2 separate regions of the Homo sapiens genome follow, and region 2 is linked to region 1. A link is an interaction called in ENCODE POLR2A ChIA-PET data of the cell type or tissue named here. Cell type or tissue: GM12878. All regions are shown on one strand. Links, peaks and the distances in the headings refer to the core of each region. The heading gives the core; the rest is flanking DNA. Region 1 has its middle 77 kb from the start of CAMK2D. Region 2 overlaps ARSJ (arylsulfatase family member J).

The links. ChIA-PET counts read pairs that join two places held together with the same protein. Peaks named below come from ENCODE experiments on the same cell type or tissue, not always from the same donor. Only the 100,000 strongest peaks of a DNase experiment are listed, where the experiment ranks them.
Region 2: POLR2A ChIA-PET joins it to region 1 with 5 read pairs; 3 of 35 experiments call an interaction of 5 or more read pairs at or near these places.

Annotation. Positions count from the first base shown.
Region 1 is chr4:113,833,547-113,844,628 of GRCh38, reverse strand. No RefSeq gene overlaps it. Among named protein-coding and RNA genes, the nearest start is that of CAMK2D, 77 kb to the right of the region's middle. In GM12878, for the core only: no CTCF peak of the experiment used is centred there; a DNase peak (open chromatin) is centred at 6,998; H3K27ac peaks cover 2,053 bases.
Region 2 is chr4:113,954,225-113,965,306 of GRCh38, reverse strand. The region is part of intron 1 of ARSJ (arylsulfatase family member J); the gene reads left to right. Among named protein-coding and RNA genes, the nearest start is that of ARSJ, 20 kb to the left of the region's middle. In GM12878, for the core only: no CTCF peak of the experiment used is centred there; no DNase peak of the experiment used is centred there.

The sequences.
Region 1 (11,082 bases), core at 5,452-7,951:
ATCATCTCACATACTCTCAGTCCACATTTTACTCCAGCTGTTGCTGTAGCAACCAGCTGCTTGCAGGTATGATTGACAGTACTTTGCTTCAGCTGCATGGCACACTTCCTGCTTTGTTCCCAGAGTCTCTCTGTCAACACTTTGGGACATTTGTAAGTATTAACTCAGCCATTCCAACACACATGCAAACCTGAAATTGCAAAGGGCATGGGACATACCCTGGCCACAAGAGAGTGGGAGCCCATAGGTAAGTGGCTTCTCTTCTGTCCCTTGGGCGGATCACTCCAAGATGCATTCTACACTGCTCTGCAAAATCCCCAGCTTCCCACAGTTCTGACCAGCTTCATATTGAGCCACTCCTCCCCTGTTCACTCTTTCCCTCCTCCTCTGCTTCACTATTTCCAGTCCTCCACTCTTCGTCCTTAGGATCACTTTCTAGAATAAACTGCCTGTAGACAAGCCTTTATCTGAGATCTTTTGTGAGAACCCAGGCTGAAACAGGAGCGATTTTTTAAATGAGAAATACGTCTATCTGTTGACCTATAGAGCTGTCCATAGTGAATTGTTAAAGGACGAAAACAAGTTGCAAATTCATGTGTGTTATATCATTTATAAAATCAAACAACACTAGCATGTCTTTGTATGTGTTTCTATAACCTTGGAGTTGTTGGCATTGGTCTCCTTAAAGAGGTAGAAAGACATCATTAGCTTTTTCTTAACAATTTTTTCCTTGTTTCACTAGCTGCAGTGAGCACATATTAATTTCACAGCTTAAAATACTTGGAAAGGAAAATGGTGTTTAAAATTAACATCAAATCAACATCCCAGGAAAAAGAACTTCCAACCAGGTGATAGGGAAGATAGCTGTAATGCTGGATTTGAGCTAAAGTAAGAACTCTATGATATGCCTTTTTATTAACCTAGGATAAAAAAATAATTTCTTGCTTGAGTCTATATGTGTAAAACAAATACCCAAAACTACACTCACAAAACTAACATCCTGTTTGTGACTGAGGTACACTCCAGAGATCCCTGAATGAAGAACGAGCTACTCGATAAGGACTCAGAATGATTAATAGATAAGCAAATGGAAGTCTGTTCCTGCAGTGTTTCCAAAGGTGTATACAGAAGGGGATCTGTTGCAGAACGAGACCAGTGATTCTCAACAAAAGCCTGATTAAAAAAGTGAAGGATTTCACAAAAGAAATTTTAAAACTGCAGCAAGGCTAGCATCAACTTCAGTATAAACCTCTTCAAACTTTGAACAAAGAAGCCAACAGTAAGATTCCATAAAAGATTTTATAAAAAGTTAAAATCTAACTGAATAAATTTCCATTTGCCTCATTTGTTTTTTATTCCTTTGTGGGTTCATTATGAATTACTTTAAGGGAAAGGGCATTGACTATGGATGTGTTTTAAGGAAAATGCTTTTGAATACCTCCCCAAAAGGCTGGATCTCATCTGGTTCCACTAGTTAAATATGCATGGGGTGAGGAAGAAAATCCTTCAAAATCATAAGAGACAAAAGAATGAAAGAAATATACTCTAAAAGACACACTCTCTAAAGAAATAGTTGACATCTGACATCCAATTATAAGTTTATTTTTCTATGGCATAAAATAAGTGATCCACGTAGTCAAAGACTGTGATGCAAAAGCTAAGATGATTTACCACTTTGATGGCTAATTTTATATGTCAACTTTGCTGGTCCATAGTGTCCAGATATCTTATCAAACATTATTGTCGATGTTTCTCTGAGGATGCTTTTGAGTGGGATTAATATTTAAATCAGTTAACTCTGAGTGAAGAAGATTGCTCTCCATAATGTGGGTGGGCCTCATCCAATCAGATGAAGGCCTGAATAGAACAAGAGTGACCCACCAGAAGCAAGAAGGAATTCTCCAGCAGACTGCCTTGTACTTCAACATCGACTCTTCCTGGGTCCCCAGCCTGACCGCTTTTGGACTGGAACTGTAACTCTTTCCTGAGTCTCTAGCCTGCCAGCCTCCCTCATCAAATTTTGGACTTGCCAAGACTTCACAATCATGTGAATTAACTTTTTAAAATAAAGAGATATAGATATATGCATAGATAGATAGATAGATAGATAGATAGATAGATAGATAGATAGACCGATGATAGATAGATTCACACACACACACACACATATCATATTGGTTTTGTTTCTTTAAAGAACCATGACTGATACAACCACAATATACTCAAATGCTCTGGAAAGTGAATTGTGTCATTAATATAATCAATGTTGTTTATGATAGCAAATATTCACAGAATGCTTACTATGTTCCGGCAACTGTTCTAAGTGCTCTACAAGTGAACTCATTTATTCCTCACAATAATGCTAATGAAGCTGTCATACCCATTTTACAGTTGAGAAGACTGCAGCACAGAGAGCACATTGTGCAGTGTTAAACTGCTTAGTAAATAGCAAAGACACTTATGAATTTACAGGTGGTGTTTCATAGCCCACACTCCTACCAGAATGTTGATTGTTCCCAAAGAAACAACTCTGTGTAAAGACACAATCCTAAGATAAAATTTGATATCCTTGTTATCTTGAATTCAAAACCTCCAGGTTTCCAGCTAGGAATGATCTTCTTTTCCTTGTGCACTTCTATTTTCCTGTCCCCAGACATGCAGAACTTTCACATTTCCGGGCAGGACTTTTGCTATAACCCTCATCTTAGTTCTGACTTCCCTTGAAGAGCCTTCACTGTGAACCTTTTACTCTTCATAAGTGGCAGGGGAGAGGGGTAAGTAGCTGCATGTATGGAATCACAAGCCCAAGCTCAGTCCTGGCTCTGACATTAGTAGGCCTGTGAGCCATGGCAAGTAACTTAAACTCTCTTAGTCTCTTTGTTCATAAGTGGAGATACTAATATCACCTACCCCATTGGGTTCTTGTGAGGGTAATAGAAGGTAATGCTAGGAAAATACCTAAAAGAGTGCCATGCACACGAACAGCACACAATAAATATTTATCATTTTCCAGCCTCAAAATTTACCAGCCCTGAGCCACATTTCCTCTGGGTCCTGTTATTCCTTTGACACACCAATTTGATAGCGTTAGCCTCAGAAAGGAAGATCTTACTTGCAAGGAAACATATTTTCATTTCAGGCACTTTCTAGAAACAAAATGCCTTATCCAATGATAAGTCTCTTTATACTGATATATAATAGGCCTTCTTTTGCCTGCATCCTGCTTACCACTCCGAAGAGCTCACTTCACAGGAGAAGTGCCCACTATTCTAGCAGAGTATAAATTCCTAGGGAAAGTATAACAGTAGAGTAGAACATGCAATTCCCACTGTGGAAAGTAAATAAAAGGAATGCAATTGGACAATTCCATTTAAATGGCACTTTAGACTCGATTGTATAAAATTAAGCTCATGTGGTTTTTATATTTGTCTATACTACTCTTATTTGCACAGGGATGGAAATTAGAAACTCACATATATCACACATTCTTCACTGTCCCTTGTAATTTCATGATTAATCATGAAATTATGTCCAGACCACATATTTGCTGTTACATTCCTTTCTCCTATACCATTCACACTATAGACATCCTATCCACCACTAAACAGACCTTTAGCCTCCATTTCAAATCAGCTTGCACAACACTATACACTGAGTTTTCTGATTATTACAACTTTATACTTTGTAGATAGCTAATAAAGATGCAAAATAAATCTTACCTATAGACATGCAAATATTCCGTCCAGTGAAGAGACACCCTCCTTATTCTAAAACAACAGTTCTGCCTCCATTTGCACATTCATTTCAATATTCCTAATCAATAAATGTGTCTGTTCTTTGAGTTTTTTTTAACATTTGCCTTTTCCCTTTATTATGAGTTACATCATCTATTTTGTCAGACAAAAGTTAACATTTATTTCAATAGTTCAAAGTGCAAATATAGCAAGTCAGTTCACAAAGTTTCAAGATACAGTTTTAATGACGATGGAAATTTGATATATAAAAATGAAAGGGTAAACAGCAGAAATAAAGCTTCTCAATTTAAAAAATGCAAGTAACTTGAAAAATCTTTAGACTAAAATACTCCACTTACATCAAGAAATGCTTTAATTCATAGATGCCGGTACTGCACTGCAATCAAAAAGGACTCTTCAAAGAGAGAATCAGCCCAAACTCTCAACTCCAGATAACAATGGAAGTTCTTGGTGTTGGTTTTTCATGATTTGGAAGCTTCAGTCATTCACTACTATCAATTGATAAGGTTCAATGCATGACATTTTGATCTTTAGGCAAATTCTAAATGATGTTTAAAGTTAAATATAAAGCCAACACCACTATTAAGGATTTTCTGAAATGACCGGTATATATCTAAAAGATTTTTCAAGTTACTTGCAGTTTGGAACTTTGTATAGTTATTCAACATGTAATTATACATTTTATTTTATTTCATATAAAATGCATATAGTTCCACGCATTTTAAAATGGTTCTTGCAGAGGATTCTCAGGTGAAAGTGAATCTACATACTCCACAGCCAAGGATGCTGAACTAAAGATGCTGACACTTTCATTTGTTGCCATTTTTCAAATCTCTGCAGACAGCCTTGTAATTCTGGATGGCCATGAGGTGACTGCAGGCCACCGTCACAATATCATCTTTAATGAATGTTTATTTTCTTCCTTGTAGGAGAGTCATGATTTTTATCTTTCTTTAAAAATTGTTTTTACCACCATGTTGATTATCCATTTTACAAACTTTCATTGCCTCTTTTGATGATTAAGATCCAACTTCTTAAATTAGCCTTCAAGCTTCTTTACCACCTGGATACACACTATCCTCATTTTTTTTTTTTTTTCATTTTGCCCTTACACACATATTCCCTTTAGCTGGGAGGACATATTTGCTGTCCTGAGCATGTCTTGAGGTTATGGCCCTGCCTCTAGATTTAGTTTATTGTATCCCTCCCGGCCTTTACCTCCTGTTCATCCTTCAGAAACAAGCTCAAAGCTCACCACTTCTATTAAATCTTCCAAAACAACACCACACAAATTCCTCTCTCTGTAAAGAATTTAGTGCTGTCAGTATTCTCGTGAGACTTTATAAGTTGTTCTTGATTTCTTTAAATATACATCTTTTTGTCCCAGGGACCATATACTTGTATTTTCCGTATCTGTCAAAGTACCTAGCCCAGTGTCTTGTACCACCCATCAATTAGTGGTTAAAGAATTAATTGACAAGACATCCTGGGGAGAGAAAAAGCGTCTGTCACATTCCCAGTCTCCCACAATACACCAAAAGTATGTGCTCCACTTATAAGATCTAACACTTTTTATAGTTTGGAAAATTACTTCCAAAAAGCTAGGTGAAAGATACACAAATGCAATAATAGCTTGATTGCACTCAACAGGGAATGCATCTTAAATTCCTAGTTATGAATATTTTAATGAACAGTATCAATAAAAGCCTCTTACCCCTTGGCCTATTTGTGATGCTAAGGATTCAGTTAGTAATAACAGCTCTTTAAGGACAGAGGGAACTCAGAATAATTTATTTTTTCAAGAGCATAAAAGGCAAAGATGCTCCAGGGAAGTTTTATAAGCCACTTCCAAAAAGAAATAATTACTGAACTTACTGAAAGCATGGATGAATTGTTAGTTTTACTAAAAATAGATTTTAATAGATTTGTCCATCTGAGAAAAGTACAGTGGACAGACTTTTAGAAAACAAAATACTTGCCGTTAGAAAGAATTCCCAAATTCTACAAAATAACGGTAAGTGCTCAAAGTACACTTGAACATTTTGAGGTTTTTTTGTTAGTGAAGGTTGCACATTTAAATGCAGAAGCTTTTGCCATCTTTGTTGTCAATCCCTCCCTCATGGTCATCTAGAAAGCTGAGTAATTAGAAGTGTGAAATTAGTAGCCAGAGTGTCCCAACTTCGCCACTTGTGTAACCCAGAGCAAGATAGTGACACTGTCAAAACCTCAGTTTACTCTTCTATAAAATAGCGGTACTGATAGCACCTGCCTTGCAGGGTTCCTATGAAGATTAAATGAGATAATGCAGCTCACCCACTGAGCACAGGGTGCCACATGCTACTCTTAGAAGATGTCAGTTATAATTGTTGCTTCATCATATATCATAGGAGAAAAAAAGCAAAATGCTTCTGAAGAAGTAATGATGACTATTGAGACAGATAATATGTACAAAGCCAGGAGTACTTCAGAATTTAGAATAGCTATAAGATTTAATGAATCAAGTGAAGTGAGAAGCTTCCAATATGAATCGTAACATAAATTTTGAAGCAATTCCCCTTATAGGCAGTTCTACCCTGTAATAGAAAATGGTAAAATACAATGTACTGAAAAATAGTCAGATCTCCCTCAGGCTTTGGTTCATTATAAATTACCTTATTTAATGTACACATGTTATAAATTGAAATCTCTACTGAATAGAGCCCATTATAGCACTGAATTTATGGCAGTGGACTTTAACCAAAGGTTTTTAATTACATGAAGTTCCCTAAGGACCTTCCTAAAATGTGGCTACAACTATCACACATTCCTCTCTCTGAAGGTGGCATGCTAGGGAAAGCCAAATATGGTATGTGATCATAGAATCATATAACTTATCAATTGAAAGGTTATTACAGAACTTATACAATCCCTCAATTTTTCAGCTAAGGAAATTAAGATCTTGAGAATCTAAGTGTCTAGTAATGTTCTTTAGTGTACATTTTTTAAAAATGCAATTAAAGGGATGATCCCAGTGAGAAATGACTTATTGTGACACATCTTCAGCAGCTTCTTAGCAGAGCAGAACAAGCCAGGGATGTTATAATAACTCTGAGAAAGACATAACAAAATTCTCAGTAGGCACGTATCTAGTTTTCTTCTTAAAACTTACAATGCTGGCTGCATGGTCTTGTATTTTCTCACTTCCCTTTTCTTGTTCAGCCTTAGCTTATGGCCTTTTCATTTAGAGTGATCCTTACTTACTCAGATGCTGAGTCATTCTTGGTAATGGCAAATCACACATGCTCAGCATAGAACCTATTTCAACATATCTGGAATTAAGCTTGTGGCTTTAAATTTTAGAGGAGCCCTGGTTTCACAGGTCTTCACTAATCACAGCTTTCTCATCACTGCCATGTTTAGCTCATGTAAATATTCTTGTCTTAATAACAAAAATAGTAGCAACAACAAAAGTCTTTTGTATGTTCATATAATGGCACAGATAATGATAATTAACCTCATTGATTACTATTACATACCCGGCATTAACAACAAACCCTAAAAGATAGGAGCACTTAGCTCCCCATTCACAGAGATGAGAAAACTGAAGCAGAGAGAATTAAGTAAAATTACCCAAATACATAAATTGGCATCCAAGGAGTCCGGTTCCAGAACCTATAATTTAATCTTTACATTCTCAGTCCCTGAATCCTTAACCACTAGATTCTACATCACATGATCCTCACAAAATATTCTGAACTAAGTATTTTTAGCTCTACTTTATCAGTGATTAAACTGAGATTTAGAGAGGTTAAACTTAAAAAGGTTACATAACATGACAAGTATGTGGGAGAGCTAGGATTATAATCCAGGTCTAACTGATTGTAAAATCTGCACACCATTTAAATAGCTGTGCTTTTCAGGCCTTCAGCAGCATTATCCCCTGAGACTAGAACACAGGGGCACTGGCTCAGCTTTTGGGGGCTTCATCTTGCTCCCTATAATCCTGGTCTACTGAGAGATCATCAGGAGCCACATGGCCATCTACCCAATACTGACTGTGGCTACTCTTGCAGATCTTTTCTGCCTTGCCCTCTGTCCAAAGAGTTCACCACCCTTTGAACATTATATGTTGGATGCTGGCCACCCTTCTGATGCGAACTCAGCAAAAAAGCCAGGTTAATTCCCTCAGCTCTGGCCCCAGTTTTCTGTCCTCTTCGCACAGAGGACCATTATTCCTTCTGGTCCAAATTATTGAAGTCTCCACATTACAGTCTCTGTATATTCCTGCTTTAAAATAGTTTGATGTGATGCTATTTATCAATTTTTATTTTCAGGTATATATGTGTGTATACGTTTAAGTATATGAGTTATATTTTTGTTTTATATATTTTAATAACTCAGGAAATCTAGAACACTTTAAGCAAAACATACTTAGTGATGTAAACATGTCTGCAATGTAGTCTTAAAAACTACTTGTTAATCTTCATCGTAGTGTCTTAGTACTTTCCTTTGTATATATAAACATTTGGCTGTATTGAATTAGATTTTTCCTAAGTCAAATGGGTGCCAAGCTACATTGTTTAACAGGGTATGATGTTTTATCCTTAAATCAATAAGCTGTACTTTGAATTAGCCATGTAAAACTAGGTAAAGTAATCCAGCTGTGTCCATTTCACTCGGGGCTGACTTACCAATGCTTTGAATTGGACATGTCAGCTCCACTGCTAATGAGCAATTGCCCTTGAAAACAGCGTATACTTTTTTATTGTCCTTGGGAATATTATAAGAGCAGAATATCAAGAATTTCGCTCAAGAGATAGCAAATGCCTTTAAAAAATATTTAACATGATTTTCATGCATATTTGTGGAAAAATGAGTAGTTGATATAATATTAAAGATAACTGCATAAAATTAGGTGCTGCCAAAAGTGAGAGAGGCAATTTGTTTATTTTTATGTACTTCATTTTCATCTATGTCATATTCCTAATGCAAGATTTTGTTAAACACAAAAAATAATTGCTTTGAACATTTAATATATAATTTCCTTTTATGTGAGCAGATTAAAAACATTTAAGCTGATGCCAATTCTAGAAGTGCTAACTGCTGAAAATATGTTTTCAACTAGACATCATTAATGTCTACAGTTCTAATGAATCTTTTTCTCTTAGATCCTGAGAATCTCTGAAAGTTATGCATTTTGCCAAAGTTGCAGTTGTTAAGAAGGAGCAATTGTTGCCTACTTATTCTTGTAAACACATTTTGGCATAATTATGTAATTGTAATCCAAAATTCTCTTCTCTGAACCAAAACTACCTTTAAGAGGTAGAATGTATAGAATTCATCACCATCTTTATTGCTTTGACTCAATATAATTCTGTCAGACATTCAGCAAAAGACTTTAAACTTACTCAGACGAAAAAGTATGCTAATTTGCTAGTAGATACCAATCGCATCTTTTTCCTTAAAGTGAAGTATTGTTACTTTCAGCAACATCATTTGTAAACTGTGGCTGTCACCATGAGAGTATTAATTCTTTTTTAAAAAAATTAATGTGATATTTATATTAACATCAGAGGGGCCCAATGTCCAGAACAAAAATAATCAGTGAGTAAATACAGGAATTCTGCTTCTACCACCAGGACAATTGTGAGTAATGCCTTCCACCCTGAATCCACTCAAGGGTAAGGCAGGAGGTATTTCCTGAGCCTTGAAGCAGCAGTGAATAAAGGAAACAGCCTCAGCTCAGAGCTCAGGTTCTGAACTGAACTGTGTACTGTTACCCGTGTGGGTAACATTGGTCAAATTACTTGTGCACTCTGTCTCAAATTATTCTCCATATAACAGGAATACATATGAAACATGTAGCATATTTCATAAAGTCCTAATTCTGATACTTACCTCTCTCCAGGTTTTTACCGATCAAAGCACCAGGATCCTAACTGTAAAAGCTAGATGTTGGATCATTCCACTTAGGATTCTATATTTAACAATATCTATAAGACTTTGAACCTTATAAAAATGATAAAAATGGTTATTTAAATTAGCTGGCCCCACATTTTATAATAAAAAATACATCCAGTTTACTGTGCAACCTCACGTATACGTGTGTGCAGGGTACTTGTACATTTTCCTAAGGGATTTGATGGTATATTTTAACTCTTGGTGCTATGATGGATTCTATTTCTATACAGCTCTTGCAGTTCATTGTTCAGCTAATTGGGTCCGGGGTATCTGTTTTCTTCCTCCTGGTTTCTTATTAATGGGTTTTAATTGTGCTGCTATACTCAAGTGATTTCTGCAGAAGGTTTCACTCACATAATATGCCCCAGCCTGCTGGCAGTGTGGTGTTCTTGTTCTTTAGATCAGGATTGACGTCTTCTGCTTTAATCATTGCATTCTCTCTGCAGGACCGATATTCTTCTCTATGCTGTGGGAACTTTACAACAGTTTAAACTCCTTTAGGCAAAAAAGTAATTTCCTGTTTGGAGCATAAAATGAAATAAGATCCATATGCTCAGTGTCATTACACTTTCAAGGTAATACATTAAATACTCCTAGCAACAGTACTTTAAAGTCATTTCTATTTAATCATTTCATGTTCACTGTCTCCTAATGGTCATAAAAAGTTACATCAAAAAATCCTGGTGAGATAATATTTTATTGAAAGTGCAAAGCTTTTCATCTCATCCAGAAGGACATTTAATGGTGGGTAACAGAAAACAAACAGGTTATGGATTTTTAGCAATTTGAGGGAGGAGAGGATAGGAGGTGTAGGGGTAGAACAAGATGGAGTAGCTTAAAGAAAGGTGTTAAAAACTGGAGAAAGATCGTTTTGAAAATCAGCCAAGAAGAAAGATGCTTTATTTTTTCAATGCTATTTTAGAGGTAGGTCATTGTGAGAGTGACTCTAAAAAATTCATTAATAATTCTCTGCTTATTCCTTTAATAATTCTCTCTTCCTTCAAGATTTTTGAAAATTTCAAGACCATCTACAGTATTATTAATTTCTCGCATAGTCAATATGTGGATGCAAAAACCTAGCAAAGACTCTGTCAGAAAGATAAGCAGTTTGTAACCAAAAACAGTAGCTTGCAGTGAGAGTGAGACCATTAACTGAGATGATTTTGAAGAAACGTATGCGATGATAAAGAGCTTAGTGACAATAAGTAGTCTCCAAAGATGGAAAATGATTTGTACATGAAAAATACTTAATATATTCTGTTGCATAGCTCTCAAAATAAAGGCATCATAGGCAGGCTTGAGACAATTTGAAGTGAATTGACTAACGTACACCTTCAGCTTCCCCTCTACTCTTTTTTTTTTTCTTTTTGCCTTATACTCCAGTCAC
Region 2 (11,082 bases), core at 5,236-7,735, 120 kb before region 1:
ACAGCAGGCTAAGTAGACATAGTTATTCTACAAACCAGAAACTCATATTCAAAATTGTTTCCCATACAGTTTTGGGAAGTTGGAAGAAGTTCTTGTTTTTCATTTGTTTCATATATAAATTAATGATGTCAATATTACCTTTCAGAGTTTCTAAGAATACTTAACCTATTAATCAAACTATGTTTCTCTTATTGAGAGATGAAATGAAGAACTTAAATATTCCATAAGTGTAGATGCCACAAGGCATTTAAAATATAATTCCAGTTCTATTTTTGTTACAGTGTTTTGAAGTAATACCTAGTTCCTATACAATCTTTTGTTTAAATTTGACTGTGAAAAGTTTTTATAATTTTTTTCCACATATATTATTGATCCTAACAAATATTAACAATTAGATATTTAGGACTGTAAGATGTATATAATAGAGCAATGTATAAGAATTACTCAGAGAACTTGTTAAAATATTATGCCTCTGGTCCTACCCTAATATTTCAGAAAGGCTAGGGTGGGGGTCTTGGTTCTGCGTTTCCAATAAGCTCTCTGGTGAAGGTGAAGTTGCTGGTCTGGGAACCATACTGAATAACACTGCGGTAGAGTTTTGATCTTTAACGCTCCATGGTGATTTATTGCCATCTTTGTCTCTTTTATTTTTCTCCCAACTGTTTAACACCTGCTATATGCATATGACTATTTAATTCAAGTACTATCTTAGAATCAAGTCAGTTGACCTGTGTTTTTCCTCCTAAAGTCTGCAGTTGAAAGCTTATTTAAGGTCTCATAGAGTTCAATCTTGGAAGAAACATCCCTATTAATGCATGTCTGTTCTCTCATAAAATAAGTTTATATATTCTTATTTTAGGCTTAGTAATTGGTTCAAGAGCAAAAAGCAACTGATAACTGAATAATGAGTTTCTGAGAACTGTATCATGAAATTAAAGGTACTAGGAGATGTAAACATTTTGGAGTATAGTTCTTTTTTATGTGCTCCTTTTCTACTACAGTGTGAACTTGAAGAAAACAAATGCTTATTTCAGTGTGTTGTTTAAATCAGGAAGCTATGAATTTTATCTGGTTTTCATCAGTTTCAGAGTGTGTGCATATACAGTATATCATAATTTTCTAAAGTGTTATGGCCATCTTAGCTAGATAATTCACTGTCATTATTTATCTCTAAAAGAAAAATGGGTCAATTGGATCAATAGTCTGAGATTTGCTAAAATTAAAATAATTCAATGGTTCGTTTCCAAGAATAGAGCTTTTTAGATCTGTTTTCTTTTCCACTGTGTCTCTGAATGATTCCAGATGTCAAAATAATAAAACAAAAAAAAAGCAATTTAAAATAGTGTTTTAAGATCAATGTTAATACACTGGATTATGTCATTTAATCCTCACCTCAAACCCATGATGTAGCTGAGTGTGATTATTTCTTAATTACATAAAGGAAACTCCCAAGGTTAAATGTATACCTTTAGAAATTCTAAAAGGAAGAAAACTATTCATCGGCTAATTTGTAACCCTTGTGACACTCCACTACCAGCTAATCATTCATTAAGTAATGGCCCTTGATTTAAGTGGTGTCGTTTTTATTTCCCTGAAATTCATCCATCATTCATTCATCCATTCATTCAATATTGAGAACCTACTCTTTGCCAGGTGCTGTTCTAGACACTGGGTGATTATGGTTTGGCTTTGTTCCTACCCAAATCTCATCTTGAATTGTAGTTCTCATAATCCCTAAGTGTCCTGGGAGGGACCCTGCAGCAGGTAATTGAATCATGGTGGCGTTACCCCCATGCTGCTGTTCTCATGATAGTGAGTGAGTTCTCACAAGATCTGCTGGTTTTATAAGGCGCTTTTCCCTCTTTTGCTTGGCACTTCTCCTTCCTGCCATCATGTGAAGAAGGACATGTTTGCTTCCCTTTCCCCCATGATTGTAAGTTTCCTGAGGCCTCCCCAGCCAGGTGGAACTGTGAGTCAATTAAACCTCTTTCCTTTATAAACTACCCAGTCTCAGGCAGTCCTTTATAGCAACATGAGGATGGACTAATACACTGGGAAATATATAAGTTGACAAACCTATAAAAATCCCTGTTTTCATGGTGTTCATATTCTAGTGCAAGAAGACACAAATAAGAAAACTATATAGTATGCTAGAGGGTGACATGCTCTAAGAAAGAAGATAAGGCAGGAAAGAGGATTGGGAGTCACAGAAATTGAGAGGACAATATTACAAAGGTCACGGAAGACCTTGATAAGAAGGGAGGCAAGGAAGGGATCGTTGTATGTAGCTTCTCCAGGCAGAAAGAAGAGTGAATGCATAAGTATTACAACAGGAACACCCCTGGTGTGTTCAAGTACCATTACAGGACAGCCCCACTAAGCTAGTTCAGAGACAGACCAGGAGAGATTAAGAGGAAATGGGGTCAAAGCAGTTAAAGAAGCCAGATCCTGTAGTGTAATGTAGGCACAGGCAGGGGCACTGACTTTCACTCGACTAAAATGGGATCCACTGGGAAGCTTGGAGCAGAAGGGGAACCTGATCTAACTTCATTTTTAACAGAACTGCTTTAGTGGCTGTGTTGAGGATAGATCATGCAGGTCGGATGGAGAGCAGGTGGATCTGTTAAAGAGACCATAGCATTAACCTGTGTGAGAGATCATGGGACAGAGGGAGGGGTGATGGAAAGTGATGGATTCTGAGTATATTCTGCAGATAGAGCAGACAAGATTTTTTGATGAACTACAAATGCAACAGGAAGAAAAGGAGGAGTCAAGGACAAATTCAAGTTTATTCATTCAACTATTAGAAAAAAAAAAAAAAAAGGTGCCTGCTCCAGCAGACATGTATCACAAGTTACAGGAATCTCTTTGACAATTATATTTCACATTTCAAAGCCTACCAATAAATAATAGTCTTTGTTTCTCCCTTCTTTTTCTGACTCCCTTAGGTTTTATATTTTGAAGGATTGCAGTTATAGATTTTTTTTTCTTTTATCATAGTAAGTGGTGTCAGAAGGTCTGCATCTGAGTTCTGGCTCAGCCACTCACTAATATTTCAAAAGAAAGAAAAAGCAGCACAGGTGAATGTTGGGGCAGGGTGCTACATTAGGGCAAGCATGCTTGTCTGGCCTCACGGCTGTCCCAGAGTTGAATGAACTGGGTGAATTCACCATTCTCCCTTACTTCACTACGTTGGACTTGTAGCCAAAACTCTGCATGTTATTAGTCCATCCATATGGTCAGATGGTTGATGATTAAAAGAAATCAACAGAAAGAGCCAATGTATGCACTCAACATCCCTATTTTCATCAAAATGAAAATGTTGCTACTTCAGACTATTGATTGCATCAAATATCAAGTGTTTACACACACACACACACACACACACACACACACACACACACACACAGAGAGAGAGAGAGAGACAAACACAGGCACACATACATGTTTTTCCCTTTCTCTTGGATTAATGTCAAGGCAAAAGAGTCTGAGCAGTAGTTGGTGGTCCTGCACTTACATTTTTAGAATTATAATTTTTAAGGATTTACATCTGGCAAGATTTTTGTTAAAACTTGAAGTCCACCTATTTTGCTTCTTATTTTAAAATAGCTAAAAATAGGTCATTTGCTTTAATTTATAGAACATTGTCATTTATTACAACTTTTCCACATTGGTGATCTCTTCTTTTTGTTCTCCAAAAGCAAAGTACTCACTAAACAGTTTATGGGCCAACCTGCATAAGTTGTATTACTGCTGGCTTTTGATGCAGTTTTCTGGGCCAAAGAGTTAACAGCTGTGCAGACATTGAGAAAGATTTCATTGAGAGGAATGTTTGTTTTAATGCATTCACCTTAGTTACCACACACAGTATTGAAATCAAAACGTCCAACCTCCATCTGATGTAACATGTTAGCCCAAACATTCCCTTTCTTAGATTTTAAGAACAAGCACTACAGAACATATCCTGCAAAAGAACATTTGTGATTGTTTATTTTTTAAAGAATAAGAATCTCATAATCTTTTACAAGTTCAAATCCCTTCTCTAAGCCCCTTTATTTTAAATCTTAAAGTGTAAAACTTTAGGCAACCCAGGTTATGTTGTTGGGTAAGTGCTACTTCACTTCCAACGTGCTGGATGCCTCCTCCAGGTGTGATCAGAGTGTGGGTGTCACTTCTCCATGGTGTCTGCTCAGGATCTGCACTGTAGTCTCTCTCTCCCATTACTTATTTTTCACCTAGAGGAGCTGCCCAGTTCACGTTACCTATGTTTGCCAAAGGTAAATTGGTTTATTTCTCTGTTGGACTTGAAACTTATTCTATAATTTTTCAAACTCTTTTTCAATGTGTCACTTTTCAGTCAAATGAATTTCTTGATGGAAAAGAAGTCCAGCATATAAAACAAAAGAAAGTAGATCTGCTAGTGCAGGTTCCAGCCTCAACCCCTTCCTTCTAAGGCAGGCTCGGGGCACTTCTGCCAATCTCCAGGGCTCCTGGGTCATTGTTTGAAAAACACTGCCCTATTCAATCTACTTTGAGGGAATTTTCTTAACATATCAAGAAAATAAGTTACTGACTTAATGCTACAAATAAGTAATATGTTAATAAGGCAATCATTCTCAAGAAGTACCAGCATCAAGTTATAAAATGTAAAAATAATGAATCAGCAGCAGCAATAATAAAAAGCTACAGATCTATTAAACACATCTTTTATAAGAAAATTCTTTGATTCTTTTTTTTCTACAAATTATAGCTGTCATTTTGATGAATACACCAGAATCAATTATAGCTATTAAAGTTGAGGCAGTTCACTAATAATCCTGCGGTTTTATAACACCACCATGGAGATGAAAATGAAATACTTTAACATTCAAACCAGGATACTGGAGGTACACAGAAAATAATTATAAAACAGCAAGGTTTGTGAAGTAGAGAAGCTTTTTCAGATGATCTCAAACTCTCAAATTTTTCACTTGTCATCAAATTCAATAGCCCAGTAGTGAGGAAAGCATACAAGGAAACTATTATTCAATAACTAAGCTGTAGTTAGGCATACCAGAACAGGTATAGGGAACCACACATAAAATTTATTCTCGATCAATGTGTATTTTGTAAAATGCCCACTACAACTCATTGTCAATACCTTGTTTTCTTATCGTTTTATCATTGCCTAATTGTATTTTATCCATGTCTCATTATTATTTCTCCAACTCTAAAACAGGGAAACCAGTAGGAAGCTGTCTGAATGAGAAACAAAATACTGAAAAAAAACCGTAATGATAACACTAAGAATGGAAAGAGAACAATAATTCAAGAGAGAAGCAATGATAGAAGGTACATTACTTAATACCCCAATGAACATAGTCTTGAAGACAAGAGAAACTAGAAGGCTTTCAGAAAAAAAATCTATTGGGTGGCTGATAGATCACAGTAAAATTAACTAAAATACAAGGTTGGGAATATTCTGACTTTTAGCTCTGCCATTTTGTTCCATACTTTCATTCCATTTTTCAGAAACCAAATTCCATTTGATAATATGCAACCATATAAACACATTCTGATGAAACAGTTAATCTCATGTTGATTATAGTTGCCAAATGTTCAAGAAAAAAACATGTTTAATATACACAAAGTAAAATATACTGTCTGTGAAATTTGTATTTTAATGCTACACATGATCATTGCAATCTCTGTAAATAAAAAATCATAGAACAGAGGTTCTTCTAATCAATGTTACAAATTCAGAAAAGATAAGACATGAAAACAGGGAAGTGCTGGTTCTCTCTTACCCAGCTTCTCATAACAGCTAAAAATTCTTTCTTCAGGCTGTGAAATCGTTCACAGGTTTATATATGTCCCTAAAGTTCAAATAGTGAAGTGTCTCGAGAGCTTTATTACTCTGACTCATGTTTGGCCAGATGACTCATTATTAAGGAATTGGTTTACTAAGTCAGATCTAGTGTGTGCATTTGAAACATTAAACAGAAAATTTTTGAAAGGAAATGTCATGCATATTTAGAGGTAGAGCTGTTAATGGGACAGAACACTGAACTGAGGGTAAACAGAAATTATTCCCCCCACAGTATGCTGTTGGCTTTTAAGGTTTATGTTCTGTGTGAGCCATTCAGAAAAATGTCTACCGCAACATGAAACAGATTACTTAATTTCACATTTGCCTGAAAAGAAATGTTCTCTTCAGACAGCTCTAGTTATTATTTAAATTTTATCGTGCTTTTAAATTGCTATTTTAAGAAGAAAGTCATCATTTTTATCTTCCCACCCCCATCCCGCTCCCAAAACACAAATGGTTTGATTCTGAAGAGGTTATTAAAAGGGTTGGTAGAGTAGAAATGGCAAGAGTGGGTGTAGCCTGCGTGCGGGGTTTAATCTTGCAAGAAAGGAAAGAGAAATGTGGCAATTTAAAAAATAGCGGGTTCCAAGAGAGGATATTTTCAAGATAGAGAGAGACATATGCTTGAAGGTGAAGGCTGAGGAGAAAATATAGGGAAATTAGTGGAAAGTAGAAGATTAAAGAAATGAGAGAGGTAAATTTATACCACAATCACCCTCTTCTCAGCCTATTTGAAATTTTATTTCTCTTCAAAGAGCTACATCAATGCCACATCCTTCTCCCAACCTTCCATGCCTTAAGCTCTGTTATGTATCTATTTGTATATATGTATCGGCTAAAGTCAAAACATGCAGGTTAATATCCATAGAGAAAAAAATAACCAATCTATGATGTAGGAGCCTGATCTTTATCAAAGTTAGGGGTTCAAAGACCTTCTTTGGTTATCATAGGTGTCTAGTTTGGAGAACATAGTGCAAATAGAAAAATAATTAATGGATTCTTTCATTTTTCTACAAATAGGTGAACATTAGACACCATGCTGTCTTTAGTCATAATATTGATAATGCCTTTTGTGCTGCTGGTAATGCACTTAAATTTTTTAACGTTAATTTTGCTTCTATACCTCTGTCCTTAATTCGACTGAATTTTCATTGTACATTTTATGTACAGCAACATTTAATAAGGAGGCTGATTTTTTCATCTCCTTTTTGCCAGACTGCCTAAATCAGTTCATGTTGCGTCAGGCAAGAGAACTGGTGTTCAGCTTGCTTTTCCATGGTTTGTTTGGAAGGAGAGAGTAAGAGGAAATAGAGGCTCCAGGCAGTGGCAACAGCTGGAAGGCATCTCTAATTAGATTCCAAGCAAACTTGGGCTCCATTTATAACTTTCCATATGCTGGCTTACAGTTTCTTTTAAAAGGCTCCCAAAACAACATGCAAATTTAAAAAGATTTGCTGCACTTGTTTATGTCACTCAATATGAAGTTGTTTTTCTTGAGCACCTTAGCATAGAACGTAGACTAGTAATCACTCAGTCCTAACTTTGAAGATGTTATCCAGACAAGATGGTCTCAGAAGGTGTGTGTGCTTGACTGATTTTTTGTTTGTTGATAAAAATTTTTAGACTGCTGTTACATCATAACAATTAAGAGATGTTTTAAGCCTTGTAGATGAAATTCTGTCTCACTTTTAAGTTTGTTCCTACATAAGCAATTTGGAGTCTTTTTTGCAAGTTAATGTTACTTTTTTTAAAGAAGCACAAAGGAAGAAAATCATTGTGTTCAATACACAAATCAGTCACCGTGAACTATGAAAGTAAATGTTGTGCATTTGTGATTTTGGTTTTGTGCTCAACAGTAGAGAGAGAGCTCAGAGTTGATGGGTTTTGTTTTTTAATGTTCTATCCTGGAAAGTTTGATTTAAGATTTTCCCACTCAATGTAACAAAAGACCACATTTGTTTCAGAAAAAACGACTTTAAAGACTTATTTCCATTTTTAAATAAAAGGTTCTCTACTTATTTTTATATTTTTTCCCAATACAATGTATTGCTTATTAGCTTTGCAAGCATAAAGAGTTTCTTTCTATTTTTTTCTCAGGAGAGGTCTCTGAAATTAAGTTTTTTAAAAGAAGAAGAAATCCCTAACATATAAGGATGCTAATAGAGATATTTAAATAAAATGGTGGAAATACTTTTTGGAGAGCTAAAACTAAAAGAACTGTCACCATCCTAAGACATCGGACATCACATTGAAGCCTTTATTCCTATTAGCTTACTATATAATGAATCTTCCTCAAGGCCTTCCTCCCCAAACCTGCCCTTGCTTGAAAACGTTTTATATTATGAACTGCCTACAATTATTAACGGCATTGATTATTCTAAAGTAAAATACACCCTCTAATTTAGGACAATATACATAATTCTATAGGTCCATCTTGCTGCTACAGCTGCAACAGCCTATAAAATACTGCATTGCCACCAGTCTCTTCCCACATTAAGCCACCGGAATTGTCTTTCTAAACTGCACATTCCATGGTGCTATTGCCTGCCTGAAAAGCATAGGCTGTTGGCACCCTGGAGCCTGCAAAGTCACTACATCTCGTCGTGTCATCAAAGACCCCTCTCAAACCGGCCCCTGCAGTCTTTCAGACTCCTTTCTCACCACTCGTTCAAGTACCCTGTGATCTACTTGCAGTGACCATGTCACCATTGCATGAACTTAATCTCTTTCTCATACTTTTATGCCATTGCGTGAGCTGCTCCTTTCCAAATGCATTTTACCCATTTCTCATCCTGTGAAGATACAATTTATCCTTCAGAACTCTAATTTAATTTTACTTCCTTTGCTTATTCCTGCAGACAAGTTTCTCCTTCTTAATTCAAACATTTTATTCATTGCTTTCTTCTCCATTGCACTTTGAGCTCTTCAAAAAGATAGGCTTTGTCTTCTAAAATTTAAATTTCCCCAAGTATTTGGCATTATATGATACATAGTAAATGGCCAGTAAAGATTTATTAAGTGAATGTGTGGTCCCACCGATTTCTAGTTTATTTAAAACATTTCTTCCCATTTTTGCTTTTAATGTCGTAGAACCCCTTCTCCTAGTCTTCCTGTTAAGTGATTAACAATTAACTCTTTATGTTCTAGGGGAATATATTAAATATTCCCTATAAGGAGAGGTGGCGTGGCTCTTTATTATTATGGGTTTAAATCCTAATCTATTTTATTCCAAGCACATGTTTCATAAAGTAGGCTTTATCTAGCTTGCTTTCGCTTTCAAAATCACTACAAACTCTTTGAAACCAGCCTAGGCAACATGACAAAACCCTGTCTCTACAAAAACTAGCCAGGCATGGTGGTGCATGTCTTTAGTCCCAGCTACTCGGGAGGCTGAGGTGGAAGGATCACTTGAGGCAAGGAGGTTGAGGTTTACAAATTAACCAAATAACAGTTTTTAAATAGATTTCAATAATGTTTTCAAATGTTCAGTTTCCATACTACAAATAACTCAGAAATATGACCTCATAAAATATTAGCTGCTGTGGCTGGAAGATACTAAAAGGCAACATTTTCTAAAAATTACATTGAAAGGTATAATCACAACATTATTGTTGTTAAAACATTTTCAGAGAGGCACCACAAGGTAGCAGAAGCTCTGGATTTGGAATCAAAAAACTTCATTATAGAGTCAAAATTTATGGTTTAAAAGTTTTTTGCTGTGTGCTCTTAACTAGATCACTTTACCTCCCTAAGCCTCAGTTTCCTGAGCTATAAAAGAGGATTATAACAGTTATGAAGGTTAAACAAAGCAACATGTAGACCGGAAAGCACTCTACAGATGTTAGTAATTATTATGTGCATGGTATTTATTGAGTTCTACCCATATGGATTTAGTGCTTGGAAAAACCAGTCCGACTGCATCCTAATAGTAGTTTCTTTTATAATAAAAACGGTGGCACAGCTCCTGCAGATGGCATGGAACCTGGGCTTGAGTATTGCCACTGATTCTTTTTTTTTTTTTCCTAAATATCCTGATTGGTTATACAGTCATTTGGATTACCATGAGTCCATGCAAATTTACGACCTAAAAGAAGCTGGCAAATTGGGTTAATATTTAAATAATAACCAATCTGTTCATTTATTTTGATATATTTTATTTAGAATTTGGGGTGAGGAGAAGGTAACTGTATCTGCAATAACTGCTAATGGACTTTCTCAATCTAGATTTATGGCAGTGCCATTGGATCTATGGAAACTCTGAGAAGTGGCTTTAGTTTACTCCTGACAGTGTCTCTGGTTTTCAATTTTTGTTCTACCCTTTCATTATCTTCTGCTGATGTTAAAAGTGCCTTGATCTTCCTTTTCTCAGATTTCTCCAATAATTATTTTCATCCATCTGGTATAGGCTTGGAAACAGATGCTGTATGCTCACATATGCTCAAAAAAAAAAAAAAGAAAAGAAAAAGAAAAGTCAATAAATTGAGAGGGAGAAGAAAGGACATACTTCTGTTTACAGCAGGGACAGAAGGAACCAAACCAAAATAAGACAAGACAGATAAGTGCAAAGAAAACAGCAAAGGGAAAGATATGACTGTATTAGAAAAAATAAAAATCATCTCTAAGAGCTTCCAGACATCTGGCTCAGACTACAGGTTTAGAATGCCCATGGACATTTTAGAAACAGCCCAACTTTTATAAGATTCCATTTTCAGCAAGTAGGACATTGCTCAGTAAGTGCCCAGTGTGAGCTGGGCTCATCTATCCTGCTGCTATGAGATAAATTATCACCTATTGGTTCCTTGTGCATCAAAAAAATGCCATAATAACTATGTAAATCTTTGGGACAATTTGTACAGCCCAAGTTAAGGGAGATAGATGTGAACTTTTAAAGCACACTTCTATGTTTAACCTTAAATAAAATTAGAATGAAATTTCAAGTTTTCGAAATACAGGGCTTTCCAGGTATTTGGATTGAGGCAGAATTTAAAACAAACATCCCATTTATTTTTTACAAGTATTTAAAATCTGTATTTTCAGAAAAGATGAAAACATAACAAATAATATGAATTATGGGTCTCCAGTCTATAAACCTGAAGTTGTTTTCTATTTCATATTCCTTGCAAATTACTTTTTTTGGATCAGAGAAATCTGCTAAGAAAACATTATTAAGTTTAAGGAAGAAATTTGTATTAATTGCAAGGAATCTTGTATTCATATATGTTGTGGAGGAAGAA